Regions from separate parts of the Homo sapiens genome. Here region 1 is linked to region 2. A link is an interaction called in ENCODE POLR2A ChIA-PET data of the cell type or tissue named here. Cell type or tissue: OCI-LY7. All regions are shown on one strand. Links, peaks and the distances in the headings refer to the core of each region. The heading gives the core; the rest is flanking DNA. Region 1 overlaps MAST2 (microtubule associated serine/threonine kinase 2). Region 2 overlaps MAST2 (microtubule associated serine/threonine kinase 2).

Region 1 (15,749 bases), core at 5,239-10,238, 51 kb before region 2:
TCTACTTATGTCCTTGATTTCATCCTCTTTTGTTTGCCTTAGACCCTTGTTACTCTCTTTGTTTTATATCACAAATAAAAACAAAACAACATAATTTCCCTGAATTGTGTAACCTACCCAAACTACTTTGTTATCTCTTCTTTGCTTCCCCAACAACCTTCTTGAAAAATGAGTTTGTATTCAGTGTCTTAGCTTCCTCACCTTGTATACATTTCTAATATGGTTTGGCTTCTTCACTTATGCTTTCCCAAAACTGATGTCTTTAAGGTCACCGAAAGCTTTTTTTGTGTGGGATTACTTTTTTATTGAGGTTTGACAAATCAAAGGTTCATTCAGTCCATGAAATATTACAGAATGAGTACCTGTATGATCACAACTCACATCAGGATGGAGAACATTCCCAGTACCCTAGAATGCTCCCTGTGCTTTCTCCTAGCACTACTCTTTTACAGATGTAACCTCCCTCACCACCTCTGTCACTATAGATTTGTTTTGAACTAATACTTCATATAAATGGAATCATAGTGTGTACTGTTTTGTGACCAGATTCTTTCATTCGGATCATGTCTTGAGACTCATCCATGTTGTTGCTTGTAGAAACAGTTCTTTTTCATTGCTGTGTAATTTTCCATTGTATGAATGTATTGTGATGGTTACTAAAACTTATTTTTGTTTTTGAGACAGGATCTCACTCTGTCACCCACGCTGGAGTGTAGTGGTGCCGTCATAGCTCACGGCAGCCTTGAACTCCCAGGCTCAAGTGATCCTCCTGCCTCAGCCTCCCAAGTAGCTGGGACCATAGGCACATACCACCATGCCCAGCTAATTTTTTAATTTCTTTTTCTTTTTCTTTTTGAGACAGAGTCTTGCTCTCTCGCCCAGGCTGGAGTGCAGCGGCACATTCTCAGCTCACTGCAACCTCTGCCTCCCGGATTCAAGCGATTCTCTTGCCTCAGCCTCCCGAGTAGCTGGGATTACAGGCATGCACCACCATGCCTGGCTAATTCTCTATTTTTAGTGGAGATGGGGTTTCACCATGTTGGCCAGGCTAGTCACGAGCTCCTAACCTCAGATGATCTGCCCGCCTTGGCCTCCCAAAGTGCTGGGATTACAGGCGTGAACTACCACGGCCTAATTTTTTATTTTTTGTAGAGGTGGTATCTTACCATGTTGCTCAGGCTAGCCTCGAACTCCTGGGCTCAAGTGATTCTCCCACCTTGACCTCCCAAAGTGCTGGGATTATGGGCATGAGTGCCCAGTTTGTTTTTCAAATTGAAATATAATTCATGGCTACTTGTGAAAAGTTTTCATTGTGAAATAGTTACAGAGAGAAATATGTAAAAGTCCTGGGAACCTTTAAATTACTAAATCTGATAGTCTTTTCCTCATCTTGTCTGACCTCTGTGAACTATTTGTCACTGTTGACTGTGTGTTCCTTGTTGACATTTTTTTCTTTTTTAATATTATAATATCCATTCTGTTACTGCTTCTCTAACTGCTCTCTTGTGTGTCTTTGTCTTGTGTTTTCTCTTCCTGTTCCTGAAATGTTCCTTGAGGACATGTCCTCTGTCCTTAGCTTGATCCTTTATTGTGCTCTATTTAGCAGGCTCATTCTGTTTGTAGATGTTGAGGATGTAGAACAAGGGTCTGCAGTCCTCTTTATTTATGGCATTGTGTCACAGAACATCCTTGTAAAGTGAGCTGAGTCTCTTTAGGTGTGACCTCTTTCCTTAGCTCTACATTTCCATTTTTGTGCTTAACATTTCCACCGTAGACTCATCATTTGTGTTCTTAACATTTGTGATTTTTTTTTTTTTTTGAGACAGGGTCTCACTTTGTTGCCCAGGCTGGAGTGCAGTGGTGGGACCTCAGCTCACTGCAACCTTCGCCTCCCAGGCTCAAGTGATTCTCCAGCTTCAGCCTCCCCAGTAGCTGGGATTGCAGGCGTCCGCCACCACGCCTGGCTAATTTTTGTATTTTTAGTAGAGACGGGGTTTCACCATGTTGGCCAGGCTGATCTCGAACTCCTGACCTCAGGTGATCCACCCACCTCGGCCTCCCAAAGTGCTGGGATTACAGGTGTGAGCCACTGTGCCCGGCCTAACATTTGTGAGTTTTATAATTTGATAGTGACCTTGAAAGTTCATAATTTGTAATAATTTATGATTTTAAAAAGGCCAAAATTTTCATTGTATGTGTCGAGACTGGTTGAATTCTATTTATTTGGGTAGTAAGAGCCCAGCTGATCAGCAAGCATCTACATCTCACACGTAACTTTTTTTTCCCTTTCTCATGACATGGAACAGTGCTTGTTACAGTTTTTATTATACTAGTATTTAAGAATACGTTCTAATCAGGATGTAGGACTTGGATCTCCAGAAGGTCAGTGGTTTACTGTATCATGAAAATAGAATAATTTCTGTGTTGAAATGTGCTTCTCTCTGTATCTTTCCTTTTTGTCATCCAACATGAAATTATATCCATGGCTTTTTTTGTTTGTTTTATTTTGAGATGGAGTCTTGCTCTGTCGCCCAGGCTGGAGTGCAGTGGCGCGATCTCGGCTTATTGTAACCTCTGCCTCCCAGGTTCAAGCGTTTCTCCTGTCTCAGCCTCCTGAGTAGCGCATGCCTGGCTAATTTTTTGTATTTAGTAGAGATGGGGTTTCACTGTGTTGCCCAGGCTGGTCTCGAACTCCTGAGCTCAGGCAATCCACCCGCCTTGGCCTCCCAAAGTATTAGGATTACAGGCGTGAGCCACCGTGCCTGGCCCACATCTGTAGTCTTTTACTTCTTCTCCTTTGACTCCCTTAGCCAGTCTGGCATTAGGTTCTCTCGATTCTGCCTTCATGAAATCTTTCAAACCATTATTCCCATTGTCACTACCTTAATTTCATATTTATAAACTTTAGTCTTGGTTGTTGCAGTATCTTAACTGTATTTACTCAGTCTTCAGTCTCTTAACCTCTAATATATTTCACGTTCTATTAACAAAAGATTGGAACTCATTGCCTCCCTGGCTAATGGTAAGTGCTTTATAAATACTCGTTAAATGTTCATTTCATTTCTCCTTATTCATATACCTTCATTAGCTTCTTATTACCCATAGAATTAAGCCTGAAGACCTTGGCATTCAAGATCTACTTGATACTTAGCACTTTTTGTTAGAAGAGTCAGTTAGTTGCCACTTCTCTTGGTTCCTTAGGACCGTCTGCTTTTCTCGATCATGGCATACAATATTAAAATTATCTTGTTTCTCTCATTAGTAAGTTCTTTGAGAGTCAGACTGTTCCATTTACTTCTGTATACCTAGGGCTTAGTATAGTACTTGAAACATAGTTATTTGTGTATTTATTAGAAACATAGATATTTGCTCAATGTCCTAATTGATTGTAAGTCAGTCAAATGAATTCCTCTGAGGCTGTCTTAATCATCATGGTATCTTCAGCCTCTAGTATTTTAACTGGTATGTAATAGACATTCAGTAAGTAATTGTTTATTGTTAGGCACTTTGATATACTTTAATTAGTCATCAGTTTGAGAAGCTCTTTATTCTCTGCTTCCGCATATTAAAATTCTACTCAGTTTTCCAGGCCTAACTCAAATGCCACAGAAACTTCTGTGAGGCCAGGTGTGGTGGCTCATACTTGTAATCCCAGCACTTTGGGAGGTTGAGCAGGCGGGTTGCTTGAGCTCAGGAGTTTGAGACCAGACTGAGCAACATGGTGAAACCCCATCTCTACAAAAAATACAAAAATTAGTCGGGGTTGGTGGTGCGCGCCTGTGGGCCCAGCTACTTGGGAGGCTGAGGTGGGACCCCTGGAAGTTGAGGCTGCAGTGAGCCAAGGTTGTACCACTGCACTCCAGTCTGGGTGACAGAATGAGACCGTGTCTCGTAAAGAAAGCAAAAAACAAACAAACAAAAAACAAAAACAAAACCACACACCCAAAAAGAAACTCTTCTGCAAAGTTGTTTTTCCACATGGGATCCTAGGAGGATCCTTAATTGGGCTTCAGGAAATCTGTGAATGTCCTGAAATTCCAGTTCTCAAAATTCTGTGGTTTAAAAGTGAAAGCTTAGGTTCCAAGAGATCAAATGCAAAAATGACTGGAAAGCACATAATAAGTAGGTGCTTAATAAGTAGTCTTATCTCATTTTGTTTCTGTAACATATTGTTTGATCCATTCCTGGTCATATAAAGTAGATGCTGAATAAATATTTGCTGAATGAAAGGATGAATCAGTGTTTTAGCACTTTCAACTTTCTGTGTTCATTTGTATTTCATTTTTGCTTTTAAGTTGCATGTTATTGAAGGTAAGAACTATGTCATCATTTTGTCTAACAATGCAGAGCTAAAGGCTTTGCTCACAATAGGTGCTCAGTCATTATTTATTGAATGAATGAATGGAGAATGATTCAAATATTTTGAATTTTGGTAATTTGAGTAATAATGGTTATATGATAGGAGTAGACAAAGGAAATAGAATATTTTTGAGGATGGCAGAAGATGAGTTCAACTTTAGTTCCTAAAATACCCTCAGTGTGACAGAAATTTTAAAAAATTATTTTAATGGAAATCAGAACCTCTTTCCTCTGCATTACAGGGTTAGTACATTGGGAAAAGCATAGGGCAGAAAGCACACAGAAGGGAAGCTGCGTAATATATATAGGGAACTATAATCGGTTTGTTATTGCCAGACCCAGAGCTTTACGTTGAAGGTGTAAATGCTAGGTTAGAGATTAAAGAAGCCTTGATTGTTGAGGGTCTTTAGTGTGATATAAAAGGATAATTGGCTGGGTGTGGTGGCTCACGCCTGTAATCCCAGCACTTTGGGAGACCAAGGTGGGTGGATCACCTAAGGTTAGGAGTTTGAGACCAGCCTGGCCAACATGATGAAACCCCATCTCTACTAAAAATACAAAAATAGCCAGGCGTCTTGGTGGGCGCCTGTAATCCCAGCTACTTGGGAGGCTGAGGCAGGAGAATTGCTTGAACCCGGGAGGTGGAGGTTGCGGTGAGCCAAGATCGCGCCACGGTACTCCATCCTGGGCGACAGAGCGAGACTCCATCTCAAAAAAAAAAAAAAAAAAAGGATAATAAGTAGGGGAGCAGTATATTCTTTTTTTTTTTTTTTGAGGCAGTCTTGCTCTGTGGCCCAGGCTGGAGTGCAGTGGCACGATCTCAGCTCACCGCAACTTCCACCTCCCAGGTTCAAGCTATTCTCCTGCCTCAGCCTCCCAAGTAGCTGGGATTACAGGCATTGGCCACCATGCCTGGCTAATTTTGTATTTTAGTAGAGACGGAGTTTTTCCATGTTGGTCAGGCTGGTCTCAAACTCCCGACCTCAAGTGATCCACCTGGCTCGGCCTCTCAAAGTGTTGGGATTACAGGCGTGGGCCACCGTGCCTAGCCGAGAGCAGTATATTTCTTTTTTTTTTTTTTTTTGAGACGAAGTCTCGCTCTTGTCTCCCAGGCTGGAGTGCGATGGCACGATCTCGGCTCACTGCAGCCTCCCCCTGTGGGGTTCAAGCAATTCTCCTGCCTCAGCCTCTCGAGTACCTGGGATGCCACCACGCCCAGCTAATTTTTGTATTTTTGTATTTTTTTTTTTTTTTTTTGAGACGGAGTCACGCTCTGTCGCCCAGACTCGAGTGCAGTGGCGCGATCTCGGCTCACTGCAAGCTCCGCCTCCCGGGTTCGCGCCATTCTCTTGCCTCAGCCTCTGGAGTAGCTGGGACTACAGGCGCCCACCACCACGCTCGGCTAATTTTTTTGTATTTTTAGTAGAGACGGGGTTTCACTATGTTAGTCAGGATGGTCTCGATCTCCTGACCTCGTGATCTGCCCTCCTTGGCCTCCCAAAGTGCTGGGATTATAGGCGTGAGCCACCGCACCCGGCTTTTTTTTTTTTTTGACACAGAGTCTCACTTTGTCACCCAGGCTGGAGTGCAGTGGCCTGATCTTGGCTCACTGCAAGCTCTGCCTCCCGGGTTCCCGCCGTTCTCCTGCCTCAGCCTCCCGAATAGCTGGGACTACAGGCGCCCGCCACCACGCCCAGCTAATTTTTTTGTATTTTTAGTAGAGACGGGGTTTCACTGTGTTAGCCAGGATGGTCTTGATCTCCTGACCTCGTGATCCGCCTGTCTCGGCCTCCCAAAGTGCTAGGATTACAGGCGTGAGCCACTGCGCCTGGCCTAATTTTTGTATTTTTAGTAAAGATGGGGTTTCACCATGTTGGCCAGGCTGGTCTGGACCTCCTGACCTCAGGTGATCTGCCCGCCTTGGCCTCCCAAAATGCTGGAATTACAGGTGTGAGCCACCGCGCGCGGCACAGGAGCAGTATATTCTTATTTGTGTTTTAGTTGGATTACTCTGGCAACTGTGTGGAGGATAGGATGCAGGACATGCTGTTTGAGACATGAGCATTTGAGAAATCTTCCGAGTTTTCAGTGCAAAAGTTTATTTGACCTCCTTTCCCTCTTATCCAGGGTATGGGTAAGGGCTAGCTCCTAAAAAGGTGTTAACTTTGAAATATTTAGTTTCATCAAAAGTACTGGGAGCAGAGAGTCTATGGTGGCTTGAAGCAGGTTGGCAAATGTTCCCTGATGAGGGTAGGACACATGTGATTACAGAGTTTTCCCATCATTGTTCTGGATGTCTCTTGGCCTAAAGATCAATCTGTAAGCCTTTTTTTTTTTTTTTTTTTTTAGACGGAGTCTCGCACTGTTGCCCGGGCTGGAGTACAGTGGTACCATCTTGGCTCACTGCAACCTCCGCCTCCCAGGTTCAAGTGATTCTCCTGCCTCAGCCTCCCAGTAGCTGGGATTACAGGCATGTGCCACCACGCCTGGGTAATTTTGTATTTTTAGTAGAGACTAGGTTTCTCCATGTTGGTCAGGCTGTCTCAAACTCTCGACCTCAGGTGATCCGTCCACCTCGGCCTCCCAAAGTGCTGGGATTACAAGCATCGGCCACTGTGCCTGGCCCTACTCCTATTTTTAATAGTCCGTGTAACATTTTCATTTGGATAGCTCAGAGACCTCTCAAACTTAACATGTCCAAAAATGAAGTCTTGATTTTCACTTTCTAGTCTGCTTCTTCCCCAGTCTGCCTCATGTCAATAGATGGCACTACTCATTTACCAGAACAAAACTGGAGGTTGTGTTTGATTTTTTTCTTAACCTTACCTGTATTCCACATTCAGCCCCTCAGGTCTGTTTGCTGCTACAGTTGTCCCTCAATATCTCTCGGGGATTGAGTACATGACCCCCTGCAGATACCAAACTCTGGTATGCTCAAGTTCTATCTATAAAATGGCATAGTATTTGCATGTAACCTATGTATATCCTCCCATGTACTTTAAATCATCTCCAGATTATTTATAATATATAATACAATGTAAATGCTATGTAAATAACTGTTACACTCTATTACTTAGGGAATAGTGACAAGAAAAAAATATCTATACATGTTCAGTATAGATGGAACTATTCATTTTCTTTTTCTCTGCATACAGTCATGTTCCGCATAATTATGTTTTAGTCAATGATGGATGACATACAAGATGGGGGTCCCATAAGATTATTATTATTATTATCATTTTTTTTTTGAGACCGAGTCTTGCTCTGTTGCTCAGGCTGGAGTGCAGTGGTGCGATCTCAGCTCACTGGAACCTCTGCCTCCTGGGTTCAAGCAATTCTCCTGCCTCAGCCTCCCAAGTAACTAGGATTACAGGCAGCCGCCACCACGCCTGGCCAATTTTTTTTTTTTTTTTTTTGAGACGAAGTTTTGCTCTTGTCCCCCAGTCTGGAGTGCAGTGGCACGATCTTGGCTCACTGCAACCTCTGCCTTCCGGATTCAAACAATTCTTCTGCCTCAGCCTCCCGAGTAGCTGGGATTACAGGCTTCTGCCACCACACCTGGCTAATTTTTATATTTTTAGTAGAGACAGTGTTTCACCATGTTGGCCAGGCTGGTCTCGAACTTCTGACGTCAGGTGAGCCGCCCACCTCGGCCTCCCAAAGTACTGGGATTATAGGCATGAACCACTGCGCCTGGCCAGATTATAATTTTTTTATTAAAATTTTTTTTTAAATAGAGATGAAGTCTTGCTATGTTGCCCAGGCTGGTCTTGAGCTCTTGGCCTCAAGCAATCCTTCTGCCTTGGCCTTCCAAAATGTTGGGATTATAAGCATGAACTATTATGCCTGGCTTCCCATAAGATTATAACAGAGTTGAAAAATTTCTATTGCCTAGTGACATCTAGCTATTACAACATTGTAGTGCAACACATTACATGTTCATGGTAATGCCTGTGTAAAACCTACTGCACTGCTGTGGTATAAAGGTACAGCACATAGAGTTAGTGCATGCACAGCACATAATACCTAATGATGATAATATACAACTATGTTACTTGCTTATGTATTTACCATACTATACTTTCTACTGTTATTTTAGAGTGTACCCCTACTTATTAAAAAAAAAAGTTAACTGTAAAACAGCCTCAGACAAGTCCTTCAGTGTAATTCCAGGGAAGGCATTGTTACCATAGGAGATGACAGCTCCATGTCACCTCCATTATTGCTCCATTATTGCCCCTGAATACCTTCCCATGGAACAAGATGTGGAGGTGGAAGACAGTGATATTGATGATCTCGACCCTGTGTAGGCCTAGGCTAGTGCGTATGTTTGTATCTTACTTTCTAACAAAACAGTTTAAAAAGTAAAAAAAGAAAATTTTTTTAATAGAAGAAAGCTTATATAATAAGGATAATGAAAGAAAATATTTTGTATAATGTAAACACATACACCAAGGCGGGTGTATCACCTGAGGTCAGGAGTTTGAGACCAGCCTGGCAAACATGGCAAAACCCCGTCACTACTAAAAATACAAAAATTAGCCCAGCGTGGTGGCGCACGCCTATAGTTCCAGCTACTTGGGAGGCTGAGGCAGGAGAATTGCTTGAACCCGGGAGTTGGAGGTTGCAGTGAGCCAAGATCACGCCATTGCACTCCAGCCTGGGCGACAAGAGCGAAACTCTATCTCAAAAATAAAAAGAAAAAGCTATCTTGACCTTTGATTTGTTGGTGTTATTAAACTGTTCTTTTATTTTATTCAGCTTGAAAGGAGACTTTAATTTGTGCATTTTCCCCTTCAGGGAAACTTTTATGGATTTTTTTATTAAGTAACTGGCTTAGAAGATAGAATAGTCTCCCTAGGTTTTAGAATGTAATTAAGAAAAATTCAGCCCAAGGGAACCATGTGTTAAAATTAGGTGATACCATCTTAGTTGTACCAGCTTGAGTGTAGGTTCCTTAAGAGTGAACCTGAGTAGTAGATGCATATATCCTTTAACCATTAATTTGTTGGAGATTAATAAGCTACATCGTTTCTTTGCCGTTATTTCAGCAAAGCAGAAGTAATATAGTTTTGTCAGATCTTCTTTTTTTTTTTTTTTGAAACTGTCTCCCAGTCTGGAGTGCAATGGCGTGATCTCGGTTCACTGCAACCTCTGCCTCCCAGGTTCAAGTGATTCTCCTGTCTCAGCCTCCTGAGTAGCTAGGACTACAGGCACATGCCATCACACCCAGCTAATTTTTATGTTTTTAGTAGAGATGGGGTTTCACCATGTTGGGCAGGCTAGTCTTGAACTCCTGACCTCAGGTGATCCACCCTCCTCAGCCTCCCTAAGTGCTGGGATTACAGGTGTGAGCCACCGTGACTGGTCAGACTTTCTATCTGTTAGGCTTTCAGGAATGTTTTGAAAAGCAGAGGATTTAGAAATAGTTGTTAATAGTTTTTTTTTAAAGTCCTTAAGTTATTTCATAGGGGTGTTACCAAGGTGATTTTTGTTTAAATGACCCAGGAACATTTAAGTTCTACCTTTAACCAGTAAGAGAAAGTGATACTTTGTGACTAGCTCAGTCTTTGGTCTTTTATATTAAAGAACATTACTTGCTGTAACTGATTCACAAGGACCCCTTGATTGAGGTGCTTCCATTTTCTACACATGGCTTCCAAGTTCAGCTGAGGAAAGTGGAGGATGGGCCAATCCTAGAAATGGATTAATCACTTCCACTCATATTCCATTGCCAGAACTCAGTTTCAGGGCCATGCCTAACTACTGGAGGGCTGGGAAATGTCATGTGGCCTGTGCCTAGGAGGAAGGTGAATCATGCTTGATCAACATCTAACTAGTCCCTGCCACAGGACTCAAACCCCAATGTAGTCCTTAGCTTAGAACCATACAGAAATCCATTTATTTTGGTTATAGACAGCCTGGAACCATAGCCTCCTCTTTTTCCTTGTAGACACACAGAGTTTTGAGTTATAACAATTTTGAATGCAAGTAAAGGCCTTTTTCCCAAGCACAGATAGGAGATCTGGAAAAGCTTTTCTGCAGCCTGTGGCAGAGGTAGTCTCTGGCAACCCCAAGAAAGGCAGCTTGGTATTGGGGGTGGGGGGGAGAGAGAGAGAGAAAGAGAGAGAGAGAGAGAGAGAGACCCAAGTCCCTTCAAATACCTGGAAAGTCTTCCCAAGAATAACAGATGCAAACAAGCCCAGATCGCAAAGGCTACAATGTATATTTAACTCTTCAATGCCCAGACACTGACAAATACCCACAAGCGTTAAGACCATTCAGGAAAACATGACATCACCAAACAAACTACGTAAGGCACCAGGGACCAATCCTGGAGAGATAGAGATACATGACCTTTCAGACAGAGAATTCAAAATACCCATTTTGAGGAAATTCAGAGAAATACAGGATAACACAGATAAGGAAATCAGAATCCCCTAAGGTAACTTCAGCAAAGAAATGGAAATAATTAAAAAGAACCAAGCTGAAATTTTGGAGTTGAAAAATGCAGTTGATATACTAAGGAATGCATCAGAGTCCTTTAATAGCAGAACTGATTAAGCAGAAGAAAGAATTTATTTATTTATTTATTTTTTGAGATGGAGTCTCGCTCTGTTGCCCAGGCTGTAGTGCAGTGGCGTAATGGCTCCCTGCAACCTCTGCCTCCCAGGTTCAAGCGATTCTCCTGGCTCAGCCTCCCAAGTAGCTGGGATTACAGGTGTGTGCCACCACACCTGGCTAATTTTTTTGTTTTTTAGTAGAGACGGGGTTTCACCGTGTCAACCAGGATGGTCTCGATCTCCTGACCTCGTGATCCACCTGCCTCGGCTTCCCAAAGTGTTGGGATTACAGGCGTGAGCCACAGTGCCTGGCCCCAGAAGAAAGAATTAGTGAGCTCGAAGACAGGCTATTTGAAAATACACAGCCAGAGGAGACAAAAGAAGAAAAAGATAAAAAGGAATAAAAAGCATGCCTACAAGATCTAGAAAATAGCCTCCAAAAGGCAAATCTAAGCGTTTTGGCCTTAAAGAGGAGGTAGAGAGATAGGGGTAGAAAGTTTATCGAAATGAATAACAACAGAGAACTTCCCAAACTTAGAGAAAGATTTCTATATTCAAGTATAAGGTTCTAGAATGCCAAGCAGATTTAGCCCAAAGAAGACTATCTCAAGGCATTTAATAATCAAACTTCTAAAGGTAAAAGATGAAGGATCCTAAAAGCAGTAAGAGAAAAAACACAAATAACATACAATGGAGCTTCAATATGTCTGGGACCAGACTTTTCAGTGGAAACCCCTTACAGGCCAAGAGAGAGAGGCATGACATATTTAAAGTGCTGAAGGAAAAAACTTCTACCCTAGAATAGTATATCTGGTGAAAATATTCTTCAAACATGAAGGAGAAATAACGACTTCATAAGACAGAGAAGTCGAGTAATTTCATCAACACCAGACCTGTCCCACACAAATGCTAAAGGGAGTTCTTCAATCTGAAAGAAAAGGATGTTAATGAGCAATAAGAAATCATCTGAAGGTACAAAACTGACTGGTAATAGTAAGTACACAGAAAAACACAGAATACTATATTAATAACAATAATTATGGTGTATAAACGACTCATATCATGAAAAGATGAATTGATCAAGAATAATAACTACAACAACTTTTCCAGACATAGTATGGTATTAGGTTGTTGCAAAAGTAATTGTGGTTTTGGACTGTGAATTTTAAATCATTATAACTAGGCTCAAACACATCTTTATTAATCAAAATAGGAACCATTACAATCAACACATTTTCGCCAATGAGAAATGTTTGTTCTTGTTGTGTAAAAATCCATGCTTTGGGATTTGACGAACTCTTGGAAAGAATGTTCTGCATCCTGCTGGTCATGGAAATGTTTTCTCTGCAAAACGTTGTCGAGATGCTTGAAGAAGTGGTAGTTGGTTGGTGAGAGGTTAGGTGAATATGGCGGGAGGGAAAACTTCATAGCCCAATTCGTTCACTTGTTGAAGCTTGGTTGTGTGATGTGCAGTTGGGTGTTGTTGTGGAGAATTGGGTCCTTTTTGTTGACCAATGCTGGTGTCAGGCGTTGCAGTTTTTGGTGCATCTCATTAAGATTGCTGAGCATACTTCTCAGATGTTATGCTTTCACTGGGGTTCAGAAAGCTGTAGTGGATCAGACTGACAGCAGACCACCAAACAGTGACCGTGACCTTTATTTGATGCAAGTTTGGCTTTGGGAAGTGCTTTGGAGCTTCTTCTCAGTCCAGCCACTGAGCTGGTTGTCACAGGTTGTCATATAAAGTCCACTTTTCCTTGCATGTCACAGTGTGATCGAGAAGTGGTTCATTGTTCTGTAGAATAAGAGAAGATGACACTTCAAAATGATGATTATTTGATTTTCACTCAGCTCATGAGGCACCCACTTAACGAGCTTTTTCACCTTTTCGATTTGCTTCAAATGCTGAATGACTGTAGGATGGTCGATGTTGAGTTCTTCGGCAACTTCTTGTGTAGTTCTAAGAGATGATTGCTCACAATTGGTCGTTGTGAACTTCCGATGGTCGGCCACTACACTCCTCACCTTCAAGGCTTGCCTCCTTTGCAAAACTTTTTGAACCACCACTGCACTGTACAGTTGTTAGCAGTTCCTCTCCAAATGCATTGTTGATGTTGTGAGTTGTCTCCTTTGCTTTACGACCCATTTTGAACTTATTCAAAAATTGCTCATATTTGCTTTTTATCTAACTTCATTCCCATAGTCTAAAACATAAACAGCAAGTAAATAAGTCTCTAGCCAAAAAACATAAAAAATGAACATTAAAATGATGTATAATATAATGACATTTATTTAAGAATGTATTCCAAGACCGGGCATAGTGGCTCATGCCTGTAATCCCAGCACTTTGGGAGGCTGAGGTGGGTGGATCACCAGAGTTCAGGAGTTCGAGACCAGCCTGACCAACATGGTGAAACCTTGTCTCTACTAAAAATACAAACTTAGCCAGGCATGGTGGCACACACCTGTAATCCCAGCTACTTGGGAGGCTGAGGCAGGAGAATCGCTTGAACCCAGGAGGCAGAGGTTGCAGTGAGCCGAGATCATGCCATTGCACTCCAGACTGGGCAACAAGAGCAAAGTCTGTCTCAAAAAAAAAAAAAAAAAGAATGTATTCCAATATCAGATGACAAATTCTAATCATGCAAACCACCGCAATTACGTTTGTACCAACCTAGTAGTACTGGAAGTCTTAACTATGGTAATTAGACAAGAAAAAGAAATAAAGGGTATCCAAATTGGAAAAGAAGTCAAATTATCCTTGTTTGCAGATGATTTGATCTTATATTTGGCAAAAGCTTAAAGACTTCACCAAAAAACTATTAGAACTGATAAATTTAGTAAAGTTGCAGGATCCAAAGTCAACACACAGAGATCAGTAGTGTTTCTGTATGCCAACAGTGAACAATCTGAAAAAATCAAAAAAGTAACCCCATTTACAGTAGCTGCAAATAAAATACCTAGGGATTAACCAAAGAGATGAAAGATCTCTCTAATGAAAACTATTAAACACTGATGCAAGAAATTGAAGAGGACATTAAAAAAATGAAAAGATATTTCATGTTCATGGATTGGAAAAATCACTATTAAAATGTCCATAGTACCCAAAGCAATCTACAGATTCAATACAATCCATATTCAAAATACCAATGACATTCTCCACAAAAATAGAAAAAACAATTCTAAAATTTACGTGGAACCACAGAGGACTCAGAATAGCCAAAGCTATCTTCAACATAAAGAAGAAAACTGGAGAAATGACATTACCTGACTTGAAATGATACTAGAAAGCTATGGTAACCAAAACAACATGGTACTGACATAAAAACAAACAGAGACCAATAGAACGGAATAGAGAACCCATTAATAAATCCATACATTTACAGTGAACTGGTTTTTGACAGAGGTGCCAAGAACATACTTTGGTAAAAGGACAGTCTGTACAATAAATGGTTCTCGGAAAACTGGAAATCTATATGCAGATATCTACATGCAGAAGAGTGAAACTAGATCCCTATCTCTTCCCATATACAAAAATCAAAAATGTATTAAAGATTTAAATCTTAAACTGCAAACTCTGAAACTACTAAAAGAAAACTTTGGGGAAACTTGCTAGGACATTGGTTTGGGCAAAAATTTCTTGAGCAATAAATACCCCACATGCAGAGGCAACCAAAGCAAAACTGGATCAAGGGGATCTTTTCTCACTTCCTTTTGTGTGTGTTTTTTAGAATTTTTTTTTGGTTGCTATGGGGATTACATGTAACATACTAAATTTATAACAGTCTAGTTTGAAATGGTACCAGTTTAACTTCTGTAGTATACAAAAACTTTATTCCTGTATAGCTCCATTTCCTTGATAAGTTGTTTTTGTGGCAGATTACATCTTTATTCATTGTGTGCTAAATATCATAGATTTATAATTTTTTAATGCTTTTGTCTTTTAAGTCATATAGGGAAAAAAGGTGGAGCTGAAAAACAAAAATAGAATAATACTGGCTGTGATATTTGTCCATATGGTTACCTTTGCTGGGGATCTTTATTTTTTATTTTTTGGATCTTCATTTTTTCAGATGGCCTTAAGTTTCTGTTTAGTGTCCTTTCATTTCAACTTGAAGATGCCTTTTAGGATTTGATGTAGAACATATGTAGTGGTGATGGACTCTGTCTGCTTTTTTTTTTTTTTTTCTTAATCTGAAAATGCCTCGATTTCAATTTCTCTTTCTTTCTCTTTTTTTTTTTTTTTTTTTTTTTTGAGTCAGAGTCTTGCTCTGTTTCCCGGGCTGGAGTGTAGTGGTGCAATCTTGGCTCACTGCAGTGTTGACCTCCTGGGCTCAAGCAATTTTCTTGCCTCATCCTCCTGAGTAGCTGGGACCACAGGTACATGTCACCATGCCCAGCTAACTTTTATGTGTTTTGCAGAGACAGAGTTTCGCCATGTTGCCCAGGCTGATCTCAAACTCCTGGGCTCAAGCAATCTCCCTACCTTGGCCTCCCAGAGTGTTGGGATTACAGGTGTGAGCCACTGCACCCAGCCTTTATTTTTTCCTCATTTTTGAAGGACAGTTATGCTCAAGATAGAATTCCGTATGTCATCCTACTCACTTCTGGACTCCACAGTTCTGATGAGATATGAGCTGTTCGTCTGATTCAGGATCTCCTGTATTTGACAAGTTGCTTTTCTCTTGCTGCTTTGAATATTATTTCTTTGCCATTGGCTTTGACAGTTTGGTTATCATGTGTCTCCATATGAACCTTTTTGAATTTAACCTGCTTAGAAGTCACGGAGCTTCTTGGATGTGTAGATTTGTATCTGTCATCACATTT
Region 2 (15,749 bases), core at 6,531-11,530:
TGTGTCTCTGCATTTATGTAGATTTTTAATTCTTTTCATCAGCATGTTGTAATTTTTAGCATACATATCTTGTATGTGTTTTGCTGCATTTCTGTCTCTAAGTATTTTATCTTTTTGTATTTTCATGCTGCTTGCCAGGAACAGTCTCAGTCCCTCAGCGCTGGTAATTTATTTCAAGTGGGGTTGAAATTTAAGAGGTCAGATAGAAAAAAGAAATGAGATGAAACTTTTTTTTTTGCAACTTTAAATGATGTTGTATTTTAAATTTTAGTTTTTACATGTTTGTTGCTACTAGTATATAGAAATATGGTTGGTTTTCGTGTGCCGATCTTGTATCCGGTGAGTTTGCTGAACTCATTTAGGAGTTTTTCTTGTAGATTGAGCATTTCTACATAGGCAATCATGTCATTTTCAAATAGGACAGTTTTATTTTTTCCAATCTATATATTCCTTTTCTATCATTTTCTTTCTTTATTGCTCTGGCTAGGATTTAATTAAACACTGAATTTTTATTCTGGTAGTGCTGACTTCAGGAGCCTAATTTGGGACTAGCAAATGCTAGTTTTACTCACCTTATCATTACAGTTTCAGATCTTCGGCTTCTCTTGGGCTTCAGAAGTTTAACTTGGATTGATCTTGAATATTGATCTTGAATATGCTGAAGGCAGGAAAAGCTCTGTCCTGAGTGTATACACAGTGCAATATAATTTTTATTTATTTGCCTCCCTTGAGTGTGAGCTTCTTGAAGAAGACAGTTCTGAAGATACAGGGCTTGGTACACAGCAAACTTGTAATTAATGTTTGAGGTCAGGCATGGGTGGCTCACATCCGTAATCCAATGCTTTGGGAGGCTGAGGTGGGGGGATTGCTTGAGGCCAGGAGTTCAAGACCAGCCTGGGCAACCTAGCAATATCCCGTATCTAAAAATAATAACAGTTACAATTGTTTGTTGAGCAAATATTTAAATGAATAAATGGAACTAATATGTGGCTTCTTCTCATATAAGAAGTCTAGGGAAAACCTTTTCAGACAAGGTATAGTGTAACTCAGGTTGAAATGACAAATGTGAGACTATTTGCAGTCACACACGCAGTTGCACATGTGATTTTGACATCAAACATTTTTGTTTATTTTTGTTTACTTGCATGCCTTGTAAGTTTCATGTTTTACTAACAAGACACTTTATTCTTTGAGTGTTACATGTCGTTTGGTTTGGCTTGCTTCTGTATGTTAAAAAAACGTTCTGTCTTTTGAAAAGATACCATTATCTAATTGGTTTTAAGTTAGGAGAATTCTAAATTACAGGGCACAGTAAAATAAATGAGCAATTATACCGAGGAAGAGCAAAACAAACAAAAAAGAATCATGGAACCATGTTTTGTATATACGTGGGGAGAAGTTATCCTTTAGATCTGTTTTTTTTTTTTATGTGAGTATGCTTGAATGTATATGTCATGAGGGTAGTGGGCTGGGCTGAGCTGGGGAGGAGATGTGCATCATATGTAGGGAGTAGACTTAAGCTAGTTATTTTTAAATAATACTTTAGCAAGGGAATTAGTACTTGTTTAAGTGTTCATATTGCCTTAATATTAGCATAGCTTTTTCATCAATATGTTCAGTATCTCAAACGTCAAATTTGCATGAAAATATTCTCCCAAACCCCTAATCCTTCCCTGTTTTATTTTTCTTCATTGCATTTATTATCTTCTAACATACTGTATATTTTATGTATTCATTTTTTGTTTAATGCCTGTCTACATCCACTTGAATGTAAGCTTTAAGAGGTCAGGGATTTTTATCTATTTCTATTAACAGTTGTATAGCTAGGCCCATGATATCATCTGGTACATAGAGAATACTTAATTTGTAAATCAATGAAAGGAAGACTACTTTGAAAAGAGTGATTTCTAGGATATTGGAATGAGGAATCTTAATCATAAGCCTATGTAAATGATAAAATATTATCCCTATGGAATAGCAGGAAAGTCATTGTCCTTTTACCCTGAGGAGCATATTTGTCCTCTATAAAAAGGCCTTTCTATTTGGAAGGAATTTTACTTGATTGATTGACTCTCTGTTTAAGCAACAAATGAAAAAGAATCCTTTGTTGAGAAGCTACCACAGACTGTAAAGTTTCCAGGTTCTGTACTTTGTGCTGGATGGGGCACCACTGTGATGGGCCTGATGAGTCTCTGAGACTGCTGCAGGACTTGGATTTTGTAACTAAAGTTAGTTCTTATTTTTATACTTTAAGTTCTAGGGTACATGTGCACAATGTGCAGGTTTGTTACATATGTATACATGTGCCATGTTGGTGTGCTGCACCCATTAACTTGTCATTTACATTAGGTATATCTCCTAATGCTATCCCTCTCCCCTCCCCCGACTCCATGACAGGCCCCAGTGTGTGATGTTCCCCTTCCTGTGTCCAAGTGTTCTCATTGTTCATTTCCTACCTATGAGTGAGAACATGCGGTGTTTTTTTTTTTTTTTTTTTTTTTGTCCTTGCGATAGTTTGCTAAGGATGATGGTTTCCAGCTTCATCCATGTCCCTACAAAGGACATGAACATATCCTTTTTTATGGCTGCATAGTATTCCATGGTGTATATGTGCCACGTTTTCTTAATTCAGTCTATCATTGATGGACATTTGGGTTGGTTCCAAGTCTTTGCTATTGTGAATAGTGCCGCAATAAACATACGTGTGTATGTGTCTTTATAGCAGCATGATTTATAATCCTTTGGGTATATACCCAGTAATGGGATTACTGGGTCAAATGGTATTTCTAGTTCTGCATCCTTGAGGAATTGCCACACTGTCTTCCACAATGGTTGAACTAGTTTACAGTCCCACCAACAGTGTAAAAGTGTTCCTATTTCTCCATATCCTCTCCAGCACCTGTTGTTTCCTGACTTTTTAATGATTGCCATTCTAACTGAAATGAGATGGTATCTCATTGTGGTTTTGATTTGCATTTCTCTGATGGCCAGTGATGATGAGCATTTTTTCATGTGTCTGTTGGCTGCATAAATGTCTTCTTTTGAGAAGTGTCTGTTCATATCCTTTGCCCACTTTGTGATGGGGTTGTTTGTTTTTTTCTTGTAAATTTGTTTGAGTTCTTTGTAGATTCTGGATATTAGCCCTTCGTCAGATGAGTAGATTGCAAAAATTTTCCCCCATTCTGTAGGTTGCCTGTTCACTCTGATGGTAGTTTCTTTTGCTGTGCAGAAGCTCTTTAGTTTAATAAGATCCCATTTGTCAATTTTGGGTTTTGTTGCCATTGCTTTTGGTGTTTTAGACATGAAGTCCTTGCCCATGCCTATGTCCTGAATGGTATTGCCTAGGTTTTCTTCTAGGGTTTTTATGGTTTTAGGTCTAACATTTAAGTCTTTAATCCATCTTGAATTAATTTTTGTATAAGGTGTAAGGAAGGGATCCAGTTTCAGCTTTCTACATATGGCTAGCCAGTTTTCCCAGCACCATTTATTAAATAGGGAATCCTTTCCCCATTGTTTTTGTCATGTTTGTCAAAGATCAGATGGTTGTAGATGTGTGGTATTATTTCTGAGGGCTCTGTTCTGTTCCATTGGTCTATATCTCTGTTTTGGTACCAGTACCATGCTGTTTTGGTTACTGTAGCCTTGTAGTATAGTTTGAAGTCAGGTAGCATAATGCCTCCAGCTTTGTTCTTTTGGCTTAGGATTGTCTTGGCAATGCGGGCCCTTTTTTGGTTCCATATGAACTTTAAGGTAGTTTTTTCCAATTCTGTGAAGAAAGTCATTGGTATCTCGGCTCACTGCAACCTCCGCCTCCTGGGTTCAAGTGATTCAGCTGTCTCAGCCTGATGAGTAGCTGGGACTACAGGCACAAAAAGTGCCATCACACCCAGCTAATTGTTGTATTTTTAATAGAGATGTGGTTTCACCATGTTGGCCAGGCTAGTCTCAAACTCCTGGCCTCAAGTGATCCGCCAGCCTTTGCTTCCCAAAGTGCTGGGATTACAGGCATGAGCCACCACGCCTGGCCCTTGAGCTGGGTTTTGAAGAATGAATAGGAGTTTACTAGGTAAGAGCTGAAGTAGGGAACCTCTCCAGTAGGTGGGAACATGTGCCAAGGCATGAAGCAGTGAAACAAAGTGGTGCGTGCAAGAGAAGTACTCATAATTTGTTGTGGCCAGACACAACATGAGAGGGAGAAAATCAAGATGAGCTGATCAGGGAGGCCTAAAGTTAATTTTTTCATTGTGCTTATCTTGGCTTGCTTACCATGTAAAGAACCTTATAGCTTTCCACATGGGGTTAGTTATATTTTATTCACTTACTGATAAATAAAAGGATAATTTATGTTGAGGAAATGTTTAGATGCAGCCTATTCTGAGAATTTATGTATTTACTTTTATTTCTGCAAGGTGTTTGACTTTTTATCTAGTCATTGGCTGATAGTCCTCTCAATACTAATAACATAGTAGAGAAGATGATGAAAATGTTTTATTCATCTGTTCTTGGACAAGAAACCCTGCTCTTTCTGTTCTTTTTAGTTGAAGCTGAATAAAGCTGAATGTTCTAGTCGGAAGCATGGGTTCAAGTTTCTACTACACTGTTTCTGAGCAGGTTACGTCTCCTTCCTGGGTCTTAATTTCTCCAGTTGTAAAATAGGGGATTTGAGGTAAATTAGCATATCCACATTGATAAAAATTTATCTGGGCTGGGCGGGGTGGCTCATGCCTGCAATCCTGAGGTGGCGGGATGCTGAGATGGGCAGATTACTTGAGGCCAGGAGTTTGTGACAAGCGTGGCCAACATGGTAAACCCCTGTCTCTACTAAAAATACACACACACACACACACACACACACACACAAATTAGCCAGGAGTGGTGGCGGGCACCTGTAATCCCAGCTACTCGGGAGGCTGAGGCAGGAGAATCACTTGAACCTGGGAGACAGAGGTTGGAGTGAGCCAAGATCATGCCACTGCACTCCAGCCTGGGTGACAGAGTGAGAATCTGTCTCAAAAAAAAAAAAAAAAAATTTATGTGAAGCAAGAATCAATACATATATGACCCATTAGGGTAATTTTTCTTGGCAGTCCTTCCCTTCCTGGCTGCTGTTTACCAACTTAATTATTCTTCCTGTTTCATGTTAGATTCTATAATCCAGTATACATCTTACTACTCTTGGCCGGGCGCAGTGGCTGATGCCTGTAATCCCAGCACTTTGGGAGGCCAAGGCAGGCGGATCACCTGAGGTCAGAAGTTTGAGACCAGCCTGGCCAACATGGTGAAACCCCATCTCTACTAAAAATACAAAAATTAGCCAAGCGTAGTGGCGGGTGCCTGTAATCCCAGCTACTCAGGAGGCTGAGGCAGGAGAATCACTTGAACCTGGGAGGCAGAGGTTGTAGTGAGCCGAGATCATGCCATTGCACTGCAGCCTGGGCGACAAGAGCGAAACTCCGTCTCCAAAAAAAAAAATCTTACTACTCCTCTCAACTCCTGCTATTATCTTTGTTATTTTCAGCAACCATGTAGATGAATCCATCCAATAATATCCTGGCATAGTTGTTGACCTCATTATCATTTCTAGTCCACTTAGCTCTCTGCCTTGTCATACCTCTGAAATGTTCCTTCACTAAAATCGTAACTCTAGGTAACCTCCTCACTACAACCTGATAATTTTTTTAGCTTCCCCATTTAATTATTCTTAAAGTATACCAGTTCTCAGACTTACCAGCACCTCTATTAAATCTTTTCTTCCTGTCTTTTCGTCTTTACTTTCCTCCTCTTTTAGCTTAGATTCCATTGTTACTCTCTCTATTCCATGTCATAAATTGTTTGCCCCATTTTTGGTCAATTTATCTGGTAAAGCTGTTTAGTAAAACTTTGCCTTTGCATTACTGTAGTCTACTGAAGAAAGCCACACAACGGAGCAGATTGGTGGGACTGTAAAATGATGATGAATGATGTAGGTCAGTCCTTAACGCTGCTTACCAATTCTACTTTTTGTTCAGCGTATTTTCTTGTTCTCTGTATTATCTCTCAATTTTTTTTTTTTTTTACTCATCTCAAATTTGGAATTTCCTTGCTCTGCTGATTTCCTTTTTATTTCATGGAGAAAATAGCTATAATGTGGAAGCTTCTTTAGCTTCTTTACCACTAAAGTTACAAATATTTTGTTACCTGTACCTGCTTTTTCCTTTTCATCTGTTGTGGTGGAAGAAATATTCCTTCTATCACTGTTTATGCTCTCAATCCCCTTCCTTCCTTTTCATCTTTTGTGGTGGAAGAAATATTCCTTCTATCACTGTTTATGCTCTCAATCCCCTCCCTTCCTTTTCAAGAATAACTTTTTTTTTGAGAACTTTGGCTGCAGAGAGTATGGAGAGTTAAATGCAAGCTGGAAGAGTTGTCTAGATTCACTGTCTTTATTTCCTCATCTCCTACCCACTGGAGTTGGGCTTTTGCTCCTACCACTCCTCCACTCCTGAAATTGTTCCTACAAAGGGTACCAGTTGACTTCAAGTCAGTTAAATTGGATGACATTCTTTAATGATGGGCCTCCAGGCAGCATTTGTTCAGCAGTCCCTGACTATCTTTTCTTGGCTTCTTTAATAGCATTTGCAGTCTTGATTTCCTTCCACCTCTCTGGTTACTCTTCTTCTGTTTCCTACAGTTTAATCAGTTACTACAAATATTACTGTAACATAAACAAATAAAGGTTTATTATCTTACAGAGAAGAATGCAAAATTTGCATAAATTTTGAGAACCAAACAGGCTTTAAGGAAACCAGGTTGTGGCAGGAAATTTTGAGCAGGTTACACACTACTCTGTGAGAGATACTGAAAAAAGTTGTGAATCATTCATACATGTTTCATAAATGATTCCTTTCAACAACCTTATAAGGTAGATGGTTGTATTCTTGTTTATCCACAAAGGATTTGAGGTGGGGAAAGATGGGGTATGTTCAGGAAACTGTGCCTTGTTCTTTCCAATTGGAAGGTTAAGTTACAATAAGGTACTACTGAAGATAAAATCTGTTGTTTCCATGATATGGCGTGTCTTGAATGCCAAGGGGAGACGTTTTTTACTTAATTTTTTAGATAGTGAGGACTGAAGATTTTTTTTTTTTTTTTTTAACCTTGAGTGGCTGGAGTGCAGTGGCACGATCTCAGCTCTGCAACCTCTGCCTCTTGGGTTTGAATGATTTTTCTGCCTCAGCCTCCCAAGTAGTTGGGATTACAGCTGCCTGCCATCATGCCTGGCTAATTTTTGTATTTTTAGTAGAAACACGGTTTTGCCTTGTTGGCCAGGCTGGTCTCGAACTCCTGACCTCAGATGATCCACTTGCCTCGGCCTCCCAAAGTGCTGGGTGAGCCACTGCACCTGGCCAGGTTGAAGATTTTTAAGCTGTGTACAACGTTTTGGGAAAGGAAACCTGTCTTGGTGAAAGGTTGATAATCCCATAACGTTAGTTTTAGTGACCAAATGGCACTTCCACTTGAAGCCTTTTTGTAGGCTTTCCACTATAATGAATTGAGCCTTCTTTGACACTCCCATAGCACTTTGTCATACCTTTTAGCACACTTCTCATGTGTCATAATTACTTGTTTGTATTTGGCTTCCCCATTGGATTTTAGCTCTTCTAGAATAGGATTATTAGTTTATGGTTAATGTTGATTTTGGTAATCTTTCCTCATCCCTATCTCAGTGGTTGGCAAAATAAATGGTTCTTGAATTAGTAAATGAATAAAGAGTTTGAATTTTGAATCTTTTGTCTGAATAGCTTCTCAGAATGCATCTTTTTTATATTTTTACTGATTACCGGGTTGAATAAATTAGAAGCCACTCCTACTTCCTCTCTGCTGATACATATGTTTTAGCTAGTTAAACCTATTTTGATAGAGGAGTTCTATGACTTTAAAGGCCTATGACTTTGCAGACACTCATACAGTGTACAGCATACCCTATGCAAATCAGCTGTCTGTTCAGGTCTTGTGTTTGTTTTCCCCATAGACATAATCCAGCCGTTAGTTATTCAAAGCAGCAGATGGGAGAAGGAATCCGTGGAAATGTGGATTTATTAGCTCTCACAATGAAAGACCACACTGGTTATGCTAAGGATTAGAAGATTTCTGCTGAATGAAAGGGACATGGATCCTGTTTTTTGTGCTATTTTCAGCAGTGTGGCAATTTCTTATGACTATAATCAGTTGTAAAAAGACCAGAAAATGATCTTGTAAATAGACTTTCCTTCAAGCCCTAGACTGTTGGTTGCAGCTGTCATAATTATAGGAGGGACTGCTTTTCTTCCTTTTTGGGTGCAGACTGAATCTGGCCTTTAGCTATTGCTATATTTACACCTTAGGTAGTATAACTGGCTGATTGTGTGCTTTATACATACCTTTATCTGTCAAATTAGGGAATTTGGATTCGTGTCTCCTGAATTTTGTAGGAGAGTAATTATTGTAGCATGTCTTATAGTTTGGAAAAAATGATTGAATTTAATGTGTTAAACTCACTTCCTAAAAATATAATGCTGCCTTCACTAACAATTTTGTGTGTGTGACTTGTTAGAAAGATCAGCAACTTTCCTTTGTGTTTACTAAGATTCTGACAATTACCATAAAGTTGGAAAGTTTAAACGTTGCTTATGGAGTGTGTAAGGAACAGAATCATATCATGAGAACAATCTTTCACTCTTAAAATCTAAAAGATTATGTATTTTGAGCCATGAATTAAGAAACAGAAGCATCTTTAAACTTGGCTGAAGTTCTACTTTAAAAATGGCAGCCAGTAACCAAAGAAACAATTCTTGAGATCATTAAAGCTTGGATAAAATGAGACTTTTTCATGCTGTGCCCTTTTAGAAGTCTGGGGGAATGGGGAGCGTTTCCTGTGACAGCACTGTAAGTGATAAACAGCTGAATGAATTTGTCCATGCTCAGAACTCACAACACGTGGACTAGCCCCCTCCTGCACATAAAAGAGCAGGGAAACCGACCTTAGCAATGATCTAGCTCCTGAAGAAAGAGGCTTTCGTTACTGTCCAAGAAGTGAAGACCAGTGAGTCTAGCGATAAAGAAACAAAAGAGCCCCTGACAGTATCGAAAGAATCTGACATTTGCTTTGTCTGTACAAAGGATGAAAGGAATTTTGCCGACTTAGTCAAAACAATAACTGGTTTTATATCATTTTGAGTCTAAAATACAGGCATCAGAATCGTATGTTTTTCTTTGTATTTCTGAAGAATTGTCATCTTTTTAAAAACGTATGTGGAGTGGTTTTGTTTCTGGAAAGGAAAACGTGACATGGATTTTATAAGCTTAGTAGCTGTAGGTGGAGACTCTTGTTTTGTTTGCTAAACCTTTTTAATAAGCAGCAAAGTCAGGATATCAAAGATTGGAATTTTTCCCCCGGAACCTTTTGTTCTTTTCTTAGTACTTCAAATAATTTCAACCAAAGGGGTATGCATGGAAAATGAAAACAAATATGAAGTCTTTCCGCTATTTGGCAGTGCTTCAGATGAGATGTATCTATACTTCTGTGAAGAAAGACGTGATTCTGATATGAGGCAGTGATTGTATACTTACGCTGGACAGAGGGATAACTGGTTTAGTGGAACAGTGGGTTAGTGGTGTGCTGAAAGGATTGTTTGCCTCTTTATCCAGCAGTAAGTAGGCACTAGTAGTTGACTGTCTGGGGAGTGGCTTTTTTTTGTCTGATATCTATTATGGATGATTCCAGTATTCTGAGAAGGAGAGGGTTACAGGTGAGTAAAAGAAAACCTTTTTCACTGATCTCCTTCCTTTTAATGTCTCTTGTAAATGTACTGAACAGATTGTTATAATGTATTTAATTCATTTGAGGTAGGAGGCAGAGTGGAGTGCAGCTAAGTTCCTCTTTATTCTTTGATGTATAGTTATAATTAGAGAACTTATCTAAAATCTTGCTATTTTGATAGAAAAATGCTGCTTGGGCTTATTTACACTGTATTTAGTGAGTAGAGCAACTAAATCAGACCTGTATGGGATACAAGCCTAATTTAGAACATTAGACATTACTGCTGACAGATTGTTTACGGTGAACATATTCTGTTCCTGACCACCATGCCTGATCTGCCCACCATTAAGTCACATGTATGGTAGTATATGCTTGATTCTATGCATAGTTTTAAGAACTTTTCTAAATTATCACTTGGCATATACACATTCCATCCACTTATCTATTGTCTGTCTGTGTTGTCTGTCCATCCATCCGTCTGTCTGTCTACCTACCTACCTACCTACCATCTTTTCCTTCTTAAATCATAGGTAGTTTGTTAGATGAAGAGGTATGTAAGATATAACAGTGAATGAAAATAGACTGATAGGCAACCTTCAACTGAGTTTTAATGAATATCCTTAGCACTAAAAGAATACATGCCAAATTTGATGATTATTTTTTTCATGCTTTGTAGATTATCTCATCTTAGTCTTGTTAGCAAAGAGCAAGCCAGCTTCTAGTCTATCACTAAATGTTTTTGAGAATTGACATAATGAAGATTCTAGTGTAAATCACTGAGCTAATCAATCAACCTGTGATGGTTTAGTCATGAAATGTAGCTATTTCTGTTGTTTTCATTTTGTTTATTTGACATTATTTATAAAGCACTTTTTTTGTACAAAATACCTAAGGATTTTAAAATTATCATGAATTAACATTATTTTAGTTTCTTTAAAGTTCTCAGGTAGAAAATGTATAGGATTAGTAAACTTAAAATATAAATTTAAACAAATTGTATTGTTTCTAGTTATTATATGTACTTCTTATTGATGGTGCTGTAAACATTCAGAGCCCGTAGGGAGAACCCACTGAATCTTTAGCAGTTGACCAGTATGACCTGGGCTTTAAAAGTCAATAACATAAACTCCAGCGCCTTATACTAATTTCTCCTGTTAGCACAGTTGATTCGATGAGATTTGTCCCTTGATTTCTTGGGGTTATTTTGAGTAGTATTTATTTAGTACTGTACTCAGATGACCTCTCATAAGTAGTGATGTATGTTCAAGCAGCTGCTAATTAAAAATGGCTGGCTCTGTAAGCCCATTTAGTTGCACTGCTTATTTATATCTTTATTTCTCTTTAGTTGCTAGGATTCAGAAAGGGAATCCTATTTGTTGAATGGGAAATATTTTCTGTTTTGTGTTAAATCATTCATTTTCTCCCTGATGCCTGAGTCAGTCTCTAGTATTTGCTACCTTGTTTACTGATGCCCTTCCTCTCGAGTCTTTGTTTCTATCTAGCAGGAGTTCTAAACTGCCAGATTACATAGCACTGGAAGATCTTTTCCTACAGCCTTATACTTATAAAAAATTTTTCCCCTATTTATTTTGTCTACTTTTTTTTTTTTGAGATGGAGTCTCACTCTGTCACCCAGGCTGGAGGTGCAGTGGCGTGATCTTGGCTCATTGCAACCTCTGCCTCCCAGGTTCAAGTGATTCTCCTGCCTCTGCCTCCGGAGTCGAGTAGCTGGGGCATTACAGGCATGTGCCACCACACCTGGCTAATTTTTTGTATTTTTAGTAGAGACGGTGTTTCACCATGTTGGCCAGCCGGGTCTCAAACTCCTGACCTCAGGTGATCCACCCGCCTCGGCCTCCCAATTGCTGGGATTGCAGATGTGAGCCACCGCACCCAGCCTATTTTGCCTATTTTTAAAAAATAAACTTTAAGGTTCATTCTCCAGAAGATTGCTTTGGAACATTCCAAAACAGAGCTAACGCTTGAAAAGCAGCAGTTTAGATTATTTGTTTTAAATAGTTACATTATAATATAAAGATTTAAAGGTAAGTTTTATTAATAGATTTATATAAATAAACACACAAAGGTAAAGTGTGCCTGGTGGTACAGGTAATCTACTGGGTAACCTCAGATTTGAAGGTGAAAATCCAAATAAATATTTGGCTTCGCTAATTGCTTTCTGGTGAAATAGATTTCCTAAAACTTTTCCAGAAGATCAGCTAAGACACAGCCTACTTTGATACCTCCAGGTTTTTCCGCAGAGTTTCTTGGGGAGGTAGCAGAATAGTAAATAGGGCATTTAGAAGTTCCGTGACAGCAAAGACCTTGTCTATTTTGTTCAAATTACAGTTCTGCCATGTTCTAGTCATATAACCACAGCCAAATTTCATTTCATTTCTGTACTCCACTGGTATATTGAGAGTAGACAGTGGAGGCAAGGGCTGCAGCAAAAAGACCAATTATGAGACTGTTGTGGTCAAAAAAAGCAAGAAATAATAACAGATTGGAGGGGTGATAGCAGTGGACGATGTGGAGGACTTTCTTATTGGCCATTTTTACAGATACGTGAAGCTCAGTAGCTTCCTCAAGGACAGACAAGTAGGTGTATGGCCAGGCTAGATGTATAGGTTAGGGTACTCTGAACTACAAGTAACAGAAATTTTGACTCTGAGTGGTTTAAATGTTAGGTAAATGTATTGACTCACAACAATGAAGTCCAGAGGTTGGATGGGTTTCAGAGTTGGGTAGTCTGGTGTATTTGCTCAGCTTCATTGCTCTTTTGCCTTCCTCTGTGTTTTGGCCTCATTCTCAAGCTTGCTTCCTATGTGTTAGAAAAAGAACTGTAGCAGTTTCAGTCTGCACAGTCACACACTACAACATCCCTACATCTTAATGGTAAAAGGACATCTGGGAGATTATGTGTGAGCATCTTTTCTTTACACTGGAGGAGCCTCTGTCGGTGTAGGAATTGACACTGTTTTGCTTGAAAAGCTGTTCAAGTTGGGTCTTTTTTGTGGTAAAAATTGGCTTTCATCTTACATCTACTTTTGAAGCATCTACACATGGAGAGACATTTGAGATTGAAGTTCCTTGTGAATTGAAGGAGGTGCTTTTATACTTGCCCTGTTTCCCAATCAACTTTATGGGGGATGATTTTAACTTTGAAAGGTCAGGGACTAGCCACCATAAGCAAATTTTTGTTATCAACTCTCTTAGTGCCATAATTTCCACATTATTTGCCCATAAGGCACATATAGTAATCTGTCTTCATTGTATAGACAGTGCAATTTCCCAGGTTCTGAATTGAAAATATTTGTTGTGCTGATAAAATTATTGCCTTCAGGCAAAAACTAAATTGTATAGTATTTTTATGCACCCCCCCCAACCCCCTGCTTGCTTTTTGCCTTTGCTGTTCAAAAACGAGAGTACTTAGAGTGTCATTGTTTACGGGTACTTAATTATTTTGGAGGATATATGACAACATAATGCATACTGGGAAGCATTATTATTGAGAAAGCCTTGGGACTTTTTTTATTTTGCAAATTATGACTGTCATAAATTATGGTCATCTTACAAAATGTGATTCAGCTAATTTTTAGTCTTTAAAAACAAAATCTTCAAGAACCAGGTAGATTTCAAACATTCAATTTCTTCTTGAAATTTCATTTTAAAAAGGCTGATGACATGGATAAAAATGTAACCTAATTATTTGCTTCTGTTGTTCTACATTTCCTTGTTCTTTTCTGTGGGAAGCTTGATAAAAGAAACATTTCAGTTTGTACTCTTCAGTTTTTAGTACCACTAAGATATTTTCATCAAGTCAGTAAATTAGATGGCTTTGAAGGTTAAGGAATTTATCTCACTCTTGTCCCTCTTCTTTGCCCTGACTCATGTATTCCTATTCTATGTTGCAGCTACACCAGTCTTGTACCTTTGTTTGTTTTTTTCATAGTCATTTTTTTCTGACATTCCCCCCATTCCTGAGTGGTTTTATCCTCCTTTTCTACCTATCAACCTTCTGATAATCCCCATGCAGTTAAAACCTGAGTACCTAATTTTCAAATATTATAGTCATTATGGGTAACTCCAGTATCTTTGTAGACAAGGATAATCAGTCCAGCCTCAGATCTTTAGAGTTCCTTGGCTATCTGGAGTCTGTGTTAACAATACATTCCTGTAGATGCCATGTATTCTGTAGAGGGAACTGTTTGATTCAGAAATCTTACAGTGATTTACAGTTACATCCCTTGATCACCTCTGAATTAAATTCTGGTGTTCTCTGTGTAAATCTAGATCACAAATTGGTGGTCTGGTGACTGTTTCCTGTAGATATATTTTATTTAGCCACCTTTGGAGATTTAAAGAAAAATCAACCAACATAGTCTCTATCAGTCCCCTTTTGTTTTATCCTCTGCTGCTTTATGTATTTACTGAATTTCATCTATTCTAAGGCTCACATCTTTTTACTTTATAACAGCTTTGAAATAGCGGTGTTACTCTTGATGGTGTGTTATACGTTAATTGGCCAGGCTTATTTTTGTTTTGCATTTTAAAAAATGTTTCTTACTGTTACAAAAAATAACAGTGTCTTTTGCAATTGATAGTTTTTCAGATTTGATAAAGTACAGTATATTACCTTACTGGCTTATTAAAGCATTTGAGTTTGCACCATTTGTTTCTCAATGTAAAGACCTCCACCTTTTTTTAGCTCTCTCCCTTTCCTTTTTCTAAAGTCTTGAAGATCTCTGTTCCTGTGATTCTTTTGTTTGTTTGTTTGTTTGTTTGTTTTTGAGACAGAGTTTTGCTCTTGTCACCCAGGCTGGAGTGCAATGGTGCAATCTTGGCTCACTGCAACCTCCGCCTCCTGGGTTCAAGCGATTCTCCAGCCTCAGCCTCCTGAGTAGTTGGGATCACAGGTTCCTGCCACCATGCCTGGCTAATTTTTGTAGTTTTAGTAGAGACAGGCTTTTGCCATGTTGGCCAGGCTAGTCTCGAATTCCTGACCTGAGGTGATCTGCCCACCTTGGCCTCCCAAAGTGCTGGGATTACAGGCATGAGCTACTGCGCCCAGCTTTTGATTCTTTGTATACCTGTTTGACATGCCTTTCTGTATCATCTGATATTGTTTTATTTTTTCTCAATTTATTTGAGGTATATAACATTTGTGAATTTTTTATTGTATAACCACATTCACATTTTGTTGGTAAACCCAACTCAGGAATAATGTATGATTCAGTTTTTTAAAATGCTCATGTATATAATGTAAGTTTCCTACTTTTCATCTTGAGGTAGTTTTGGTAAGGTATATGTTTTTAAGAGTTTGTCCATTTTGTTTATTTTGTTATTTATTGAGATCAATTTGTTTATATATATATATATATAAAATTTTTGTTCTTTTAAACCTTTGCTGATTTGTTCTTCTGTTTCTCTTTGTATTTCTAATATTGGGTATTAAGACTCTTTTTTTTCATTATCAAGTATCAGTGGAATGCCGAGTACAGTGGCTCATGCCTATAATCCCAGCACTTTGAGAGTGCCAGGTGGGTGAATCACTTGAGCCCAGGAGCTGGAGACCAGCTTGGGCAACATGGTGAGATGTCTGTACAAATTAAAAAAAAAAAAAATTTAAGTAGCCAGGCGTGGCGGTGCACACCTGTAGTTCCAGCTATTTGGGAAGCTAAAGTGGGAGGATCGTTTGAGCCTAGGAGGTCGATGCTGCCGTGAGCCATGATTGTGCCCCTGTACTCCAGCCTGGGTGACAGCAAGACCGTGTCTCAAAAAAAATTAAAATAACAACAACAAAAATTCATGGAAGATTTTTTTTGTTGTTGTTAGTTTTTCCAGAAACCAACTATCCCTTTATTTCAGCCTTTTCATATCAGTTTGCTTTTGGTATATCTCTTGCAAATGGCATACAGTAGGTTTTCTTTAAAAAAAAAAAAAAAAAGTCCTGTTTGTAATGAAAAGTTTG

Evidence for each region. Peaks named below come from ENCODE experiments on the same cell type or tissue, not always from the same donor. Only the 100,000 strongest peaks of a DNase experiment are listed, where the experiment ranks them.
Region 1: POLR2A ChIA-PET joins it to region 2 with 6 read pairs; 8 of 35 experiments call an interaction of 5 or more read pairs at or near these places.

The regions. Positions count from the first base shown.
Region 1 is chr1:45,805,741-45,821,489 of GRCh38, forward strand. All of the region lies in intron 1 of MAST2 (microtubule associated serine/threonine kinase 2), which reads left to right. Among named protein-coding and RNA genes, the nearest start is that of MAST2, 10 kb to the left of the region's middle. In OCI-LY7, for the core only: CTCF peaks have their summits at 7,132 (motif pointing right) and 8,329; no DNase peak of the experiment used is centred there.
Region 2 is chr1:45,855,373-45,871,121 of GRCh38, forward strand. The region is part of intron 3 of MAST2 (microtubule associated serine/threonine kinase 2); the gene reads left to right. LOC105378694 (a long non-coding RNA gene) reads right to left here. Exons shown (of 5, transcript XR_001738038.2): 5 at 12,512-12,599. Among named protein-coding and RNA genes, the nearest start is that of MAST2, 60 kb to the left of the region's middle. RefSeq lists a silencer at 12,365-12,659. In OCI-LY7, for the core only: no CTCF peak of the experiment used is centred there; no DNase peak of the experiment used is centred there; H3K4me3 peaks cover 807 bases; H3K27ac peaks cover 1,554 bases.